Linked DNA regions of Mus musculus: region 1 is linked to region 2. A link is a loop called in an ENCODE intact Hi-C map of the cell type or tissue named here. Cell type or tissue: left cerebral cortex. All regions are shown on one strand. Each heading gives the region's core, and the rest is flanking DNA. Links, peaks and the distances in the headings are about the cores only.

Region 1 (2,915 bases), core at 287-2,786, 66 kb before region 2:
GAATGGCAGAGAAGCACTTGAAAAAATGTTCAACATCCTTAATCATCAGGGAAATGCAAATCAAAACAACCCTGAGATTCCACCTCACACCAGTCAGAATGGCTAAGATGAAAAATTCAGGTGACAGCAGATGCTGGCGTGGATGTGGAGAAAGAGGAACACTCCTCCATTGTTGGTGGGAGTGCAGGCTTGTACAACCACTCTGGAAATCAGTCTGGCGGTTCCTCAGAAAACTGGACATAGTACTACCGGAGGATCCAGCAATACCTCTCCTGGGCATATATCCAGAAGATGCCCCAACTGGTAAGAAGGACACATGCTCCACTATGTTCATAGCAGCCTTATTTATAATAGCCAGAAGCTGGAAAGAACCTAGATGCCCCTCAACAGAGGAATGGATACAGAAAATGTGGTACATCTACACAATGGAGTACTACTCAGCTATTAAAAAGAATGAATTTATGAAATTCCTAGCCAAATGGATGGACCTGGAGGGCATCATCCTGAGTGAGGTAACACATTCACAAAGAAACTCACACAATATGTACTCACTGATAAGTGGATATTAGCCCCAAACCTAGGATACCCAAGATATAAGATATAATTTGCTAAACACATGAAACTCAAGAAGAATGAAGACTGAAGTGTGGACACTATGCCCCTCCTTAGATTTGGGAACAAAACACCCATGGAAGGAGTCACAGAGACAAAGTTTGGAGCTGAGATGAAAGGATGGACCATGTAGAGACTGCCATATCCAGGGATCCACCCCATAATCAGCATCCAAATGCTGACACCATTGCATACACTAGCAAGATTTTATTGAAAGGACCCAGATGTAGCTGTCTCTTGTGAGACTATGCCGGGGCCTAGCAAACACAGAAGTGGATGCTCACAGTCAGCTAATGGATGGATCATAGGGCTCCCAATGGAGGAGCTAGAGAACGTAGCCAAGGAGCTAAAGGGATCTGCAACCCTATAGGTGGAACAACATTATGAACTAACCAGTACCCCGGAGCTCTTGACTCTAGCTGCATATATATCAAAAGATGGCCTAGTCGGCCATCACTGGAAAGAGAGGCCCATTGGACTTGCAAACTTTATATGCCCCAGTACAGGGGAACACCAGGGCCAAAAAGGGGGAGTGGGTGGGCAGGGGAGTGGGAGTGGGTGGATATGGGGGACTTTTGGTATAGCATTGGAAATGTAAATGAGTTACATACCTAATAAAAAATGGAAAAAAAAAAAAAAAAAAAAAAAAAAAAAAGAGAGGTCTGGGTGAGTTATAGCGCATTTCCCATAGTGACCAGCAGATGGTAGCAAAGGCAAGGCTCATGGGCGGCAGGAACCCAGCTTGCTGCTCAGTTCAGAACAGTGTCAGAACATTGCCTTAATTTTGGTGTCAGCATAATAGCTTGTTCATCCCCTCCACCAGCCTCCTCTTCCTCAGGAAATAATAGTCTCTAAATCTTCGGGACTCAGACCCGCCAAATAGAACCCAACACGTGCCCTAATCACTTGGGCCAATTCTTCTCTCTGAATGGTGTCGCTTTACGTGGGACTTTTTCTGCGTGGCTGTGGTGCTGCAGTGCCAGGGTAAGCTGAACATATAGCCAGGCACTGGGCGTGAAGGGAAAACGCAGGAGACACCTTCAAGGCGCCAATTAGGGGAGAAGAGAAGGGCCAGTAATGCAGAGTGGTGGGCCAGAAGTATGCTTGCCCTTTGCGGTTCCGAGACCCTGGCAGACCGGCAAGGCGCCTCCCACTGCTTCTGACTCCATAGTTCCTTCCCTGAGACTAAGCCAGCCCTGGGACTCACACTTGGCTCACGGCAGGGAACTTGTTTCCTTCATAGCACTTTTGCAGTGTAATAGTAGAGTGATTATTGGATCTTACATTTAATGAATGCATCTGCCATTTGCCTGACAGTCAACCTCAGGAAGACAGGGTAGGTTCTGCTCCAGCCAATGCCTAGAGCCCGGTACAGTTATGGTCCAGTGAACTATACCATAATAATTTCACCATTACCCAGTAAGTAGATACTTGTTCCATGATGGCGTTGTAGTGGCTTCATTCCTCTCACGTAGGAAGAAAAGTCGAGGGTAGAAGCAGAAATCCAGGCTGACCTCGGTGGAGATGTTGGTGTGGTTGGTTTTAATGTACTCTTGGCACAAATAGAATCCACGGGGGAGGAAGCCTAACCCAAAGGATTGTCCTTATTGTGGTAAATTGATGCAGGAAGACTCACCATGACTGCGGGCGGGATCTTCTCTAGATGAAAAGGGCTTGGTGGGCGCAGGGTTTCTCCCCTTCCACTCGCTTGGGCTCCCTCTTGCCCCTGAGCTGTAGATTCCTGCTCTGATAGTAGAACCAGCATTTCCAAGTTTCTATCATGGTTCTCTAGGGAGCTTCTGTCTTCGGGAGCCAGATTGGGATGCTGAGGTACCCAGCCTTGTGGACTGTCCAACTACCCATTGTTGGGCCTGCCCCAGTAGAAGATAGCCATTGCAAGACAACCAGGGCTCCGAGGCACTAGCCTAAGGACAGAGTAACCTTTGGATTCTTAGTTCTCAGATGTGATTCTTTTGTTGTTACTATTTCATAGCTGACTCGAGTCTGCCTGTCTCTATCTACCTATCTATCTATCTATCTATCTATCTATCTATCTATCTATCTATCTATCTATCTATCTATCATCTCTCCATTTATCATCTACCTCCTACCAATTTATAATCTATCTATCGATCTATCTATCTATCTACCCACCCCCTCTCCCATCTGTCTTTAACTCATACAGCGATTTATTCAACATGTGTATTTGGCTGTGTTGCGTATGCGATCCAAACTTCAGTTTGTTTAATCTGTAAATTGGGGATCAGACTATGTCTCCTGCAGGGGGACCACATGCATGCAAA
Region 2 (2,915 bases), core at 194-2,693:
GTCATCCGTGGGTATTGATGAGGCAGTAGAGAGTTGTTCTTTGAGATGTTCTGTTTCTAATTTCTCATTCTCAAGTTTGTTTGCCACTTACAATCTTAAACTTGCCCACTGGGTTTCATACTGCCATCCACTTTTGTTGGCTTTAAATTTTTTTTTTCATTTATTTATTTTTGAGCCATGGACTTAGGGAGCTCATGCTGGCCTTGAACTTGCTATGCATCTGAGAGTGAGCTTGCACTTCTGGTCCAGTCTTGGAACTGCAAGTAAGCTTATTTTACTGTGCAGAGTTTCCACGGTGATGGGGAATAGAACCCAAGAGCTTTGCACATTTTCAGCAAGCGCTCTAACAACTAGCTGCCTCCCCAGTCCCTGGTTAGTTATTAAAAAGACGAATTACCTTCATTTTTCACTAGTATGCATGTGTGATTACGGGTGCTACAGAGTTCAGAAGATGGTGTCAGATGCCCTGAAGCTGGAGTTAGAGGCAATGCTGAGCTGCCAGATGTGGGTGCTGGGAACCGAACTCGGTCCTCAGTCATAAGGGCGAGTGCTTTTAATTTTGAGGCCATCTGACCAGTTCAAACATCGCCCCCCACCCCCATTGCTTTTTGACTCTTCAGTTCTCTCCCAAGTAAGGAAAAAGGAACTGTTCAGGAGGGTCCAGTATAGAAAGTGGCTGGAGAATAAAAATAATGCCAGAGAGAGAGAGAGAGAGAGAGAGAGAGAGAGAGAGAGAGAGAGAGAGAGAGCAACAGACAGACAGACATGGGGATACAGATGGTTGGATTTTGACTTCTCAGCAAACCCTGGCTGAAGGAAGACAGCATACTCTTATCAGTTTCTCTTATGGGTCAGATTGGAGTTGCTGTCACCGGCTGGCCTACATTTGTTGAAACATCATTCCCCAGAGAGCACATCCCTCACACTTGTGTGTAGGGAGTGTCCCCATGCAAGAGAGCAGCACGTTTTCTTTTTGCATTTCAGATGCTGGCTGCTTCCGATCCTTGGCCTAACCTCACGGTAAGGAAAAGATGTTGTATTTTGAATGTTCACTTCTCGCCTGCCTAGGGCACACTTAACTTTCCCTGGTTCTGAGACCATGTCTTATGTGAGGTTTGCTGCATTTGGACTCTAGGAAGTGATTAGACTCATGGATCCCACTAACTTACAAGGGCTGAAAGTTGCTTTTGTTCTGTGAATTGTTCCTGTGGCTCATGGCAAGGTCAAAGATGACCCCCCCCTGGAGCTCCCTCTAGTGGTATATTTCCATATGGCTTCACACCAGAGAGCTGAATACATTTTGAGGACTTTGGGGAAGTCACATGGCAAATTCTTCTGACGTTTTTACTCGTCTTTCCATTTTTACTTTCCTTTATGAAGAGGTTAAAAAGCTAAAAACTACATTTCCAGTACTACCTTACAACAGGAGCTCTGGGTATGAAATTGATTTTTTTTCTTTTCTCCTTCTTGAATTAGATGTTCTTGTTCCAAGTTATACAAGATTGGAGGGAGCTGGAAGCCATTTTTCTGCTTCATTCTTTTCCTCCTTGCTGGCAAGAAACATGGAAACGGGGGACGTTGGGTATGTGCATTGTGACAATCTCCAGCGTCTGGAGGATCAAGGTCATGGGAAAGCCAGGTCTCAGCACCTGAATTCCAGTGTCCACTCCAGCTTCCAAAGGATTAAGGTCAGGTCTTCTGGACTCTACTTCCTGATTCTCGGGGCTCAGTGACATAGGTGACTTAGTGTTTGTATGACTGGTGGCAGTCTGGGATGAGGGCCACATTGCTAGTCAGATGCCTTGTTAGGCCTTCTGGGGATCTTGTTAACTGAAATTCCCTGAATGAAGTCTCTGCTTGCTCAAAACACCTTGAGTGGGACCTGGGGAGGTTAAGTCAGCAAAGCGATGGCCCTGCAAGCATCAAGACCAGAGTCCAGAGACCCCCAGGATCCGTGTGTAAAAAGTCAGCTCACCAAGCTGACTTGTGAGGGGAAGCCCCTCCTGCTAGCCCAGAGGAGAAGACATTTCTGGGCTGATGTGGAACCTCATGGCTTTAGTCATTCAGGTAGACCAGAATGCATGGGACAAAACATCAAGAGAAGAGAGGATGAGAAAGTGTGTGTCATGACAAACGTGTTAGTCAGGTGCCTGGTTAAGAGGTTAAGTGGAACATCTATTGAAGCAAGGCTTTTCCAGGGAGCACAATACTTGGGGACCTAAGAAAAACTTGGCTTGTCCTTAACTTATTTCTGAGTTTATTTTTTTTTAAAGGTACCTAAAAATGAACAAGGGTGAAAATAAACCCAGTATAGTTATGGTTTTTATTGCTGTGAAGAGACAATGTGATCATGGCAACTTTTATAAAGGACAAGATTTAATTAGGCTGGCTTACAGCTCAGAGGTCCATTGTCATCATGGCAGGAAGCATGGTGGCACACAGGTCTACATGGTGCTGGAAAGGTAGCTGAGACTTCTATAACTGCCTTGGCAGACAACAGGAAGAGAGAGTGCCACACTGGGGCCTGCCTTGAGCATGATGCACTTCCTCCCAAAAAAGCCACACCCACTCCCACAAGGCCATACCTCCTAATAGTGCTGCTCTCTGAGCCCCTGGGGGCCATATATATATATACATTCAAGCCACCATACCCAGGGAGAAGTCAGAAGGTAACAGGAGGAAATCCAATTTCTTGAACAATGCTGATGATATTAAGTGATGAAGAGAAGGCTGTGAGGAGCTATAGTACTGCTCAGGGCTTTGAGGGCTTTTAGAACTTAGAAAGGATCGCTGGGGTAACAGATTCCCATGGTGACTTGAGTTCCTAACAAAACGGAATGGCACATGGGAGGCAGAGCTGGTTCTTGTAAAAGATGCTAATGTGAAATGTCCACAAACTATGGGAGCATTTCTGA

What was found. Peaks named below come from ENCODE experiments on the same cell type or tissue, not always from the same donor. Only the 100,000 strongest peaks of a DNase experiment are listed, where the experiment ranks them.
Region 1: it touches region 2 in a loop (3-fold over the local background); 15 of 42 quality-filtered maps call a loop at or near these places.

Annotation. Positions count from the first base shown.
Region 1 is chr10:66,806,209-66,809,123 of GRCm38, reverse strand. The region is part of intron 2 of Gm40678 (a long non-coding RNA gene); the gene reads left to right. Among named protein-coding and RNA genes, the nearest start is that of Gm40678, 22 kb to the left of the region's middle. In left cerebral cortex, for the core only: a CTCF peak has its summit at 1,326 (motif pointing right); a DNase peak (open chromatin) is centred at 1,339; H3K4me3 peaks cover 401 bases; H3K27ac peaks cover 264 bases.
Region 2 is chr10:66,740,350-66,743,264 of GRCm38, reverse strand. Gm31240 (a long non-coding RNA gene) reads left to right here. Exons shown (of 3, transcript XR_380501.2): 2 at 985-1,020; 3 at 1,477-2,339. It also overlaps the pseudogene Gm18777. Among named protein-coding and RNA genes, the nearest start is that of Gm31240, 3.8 kb to the left of the region's middle. In left cerebral cortex, for the core only: a CTCF peak has its summit at 1,244 (motif pointing left); a DNase peak (open chromatin) is centred at 1,254.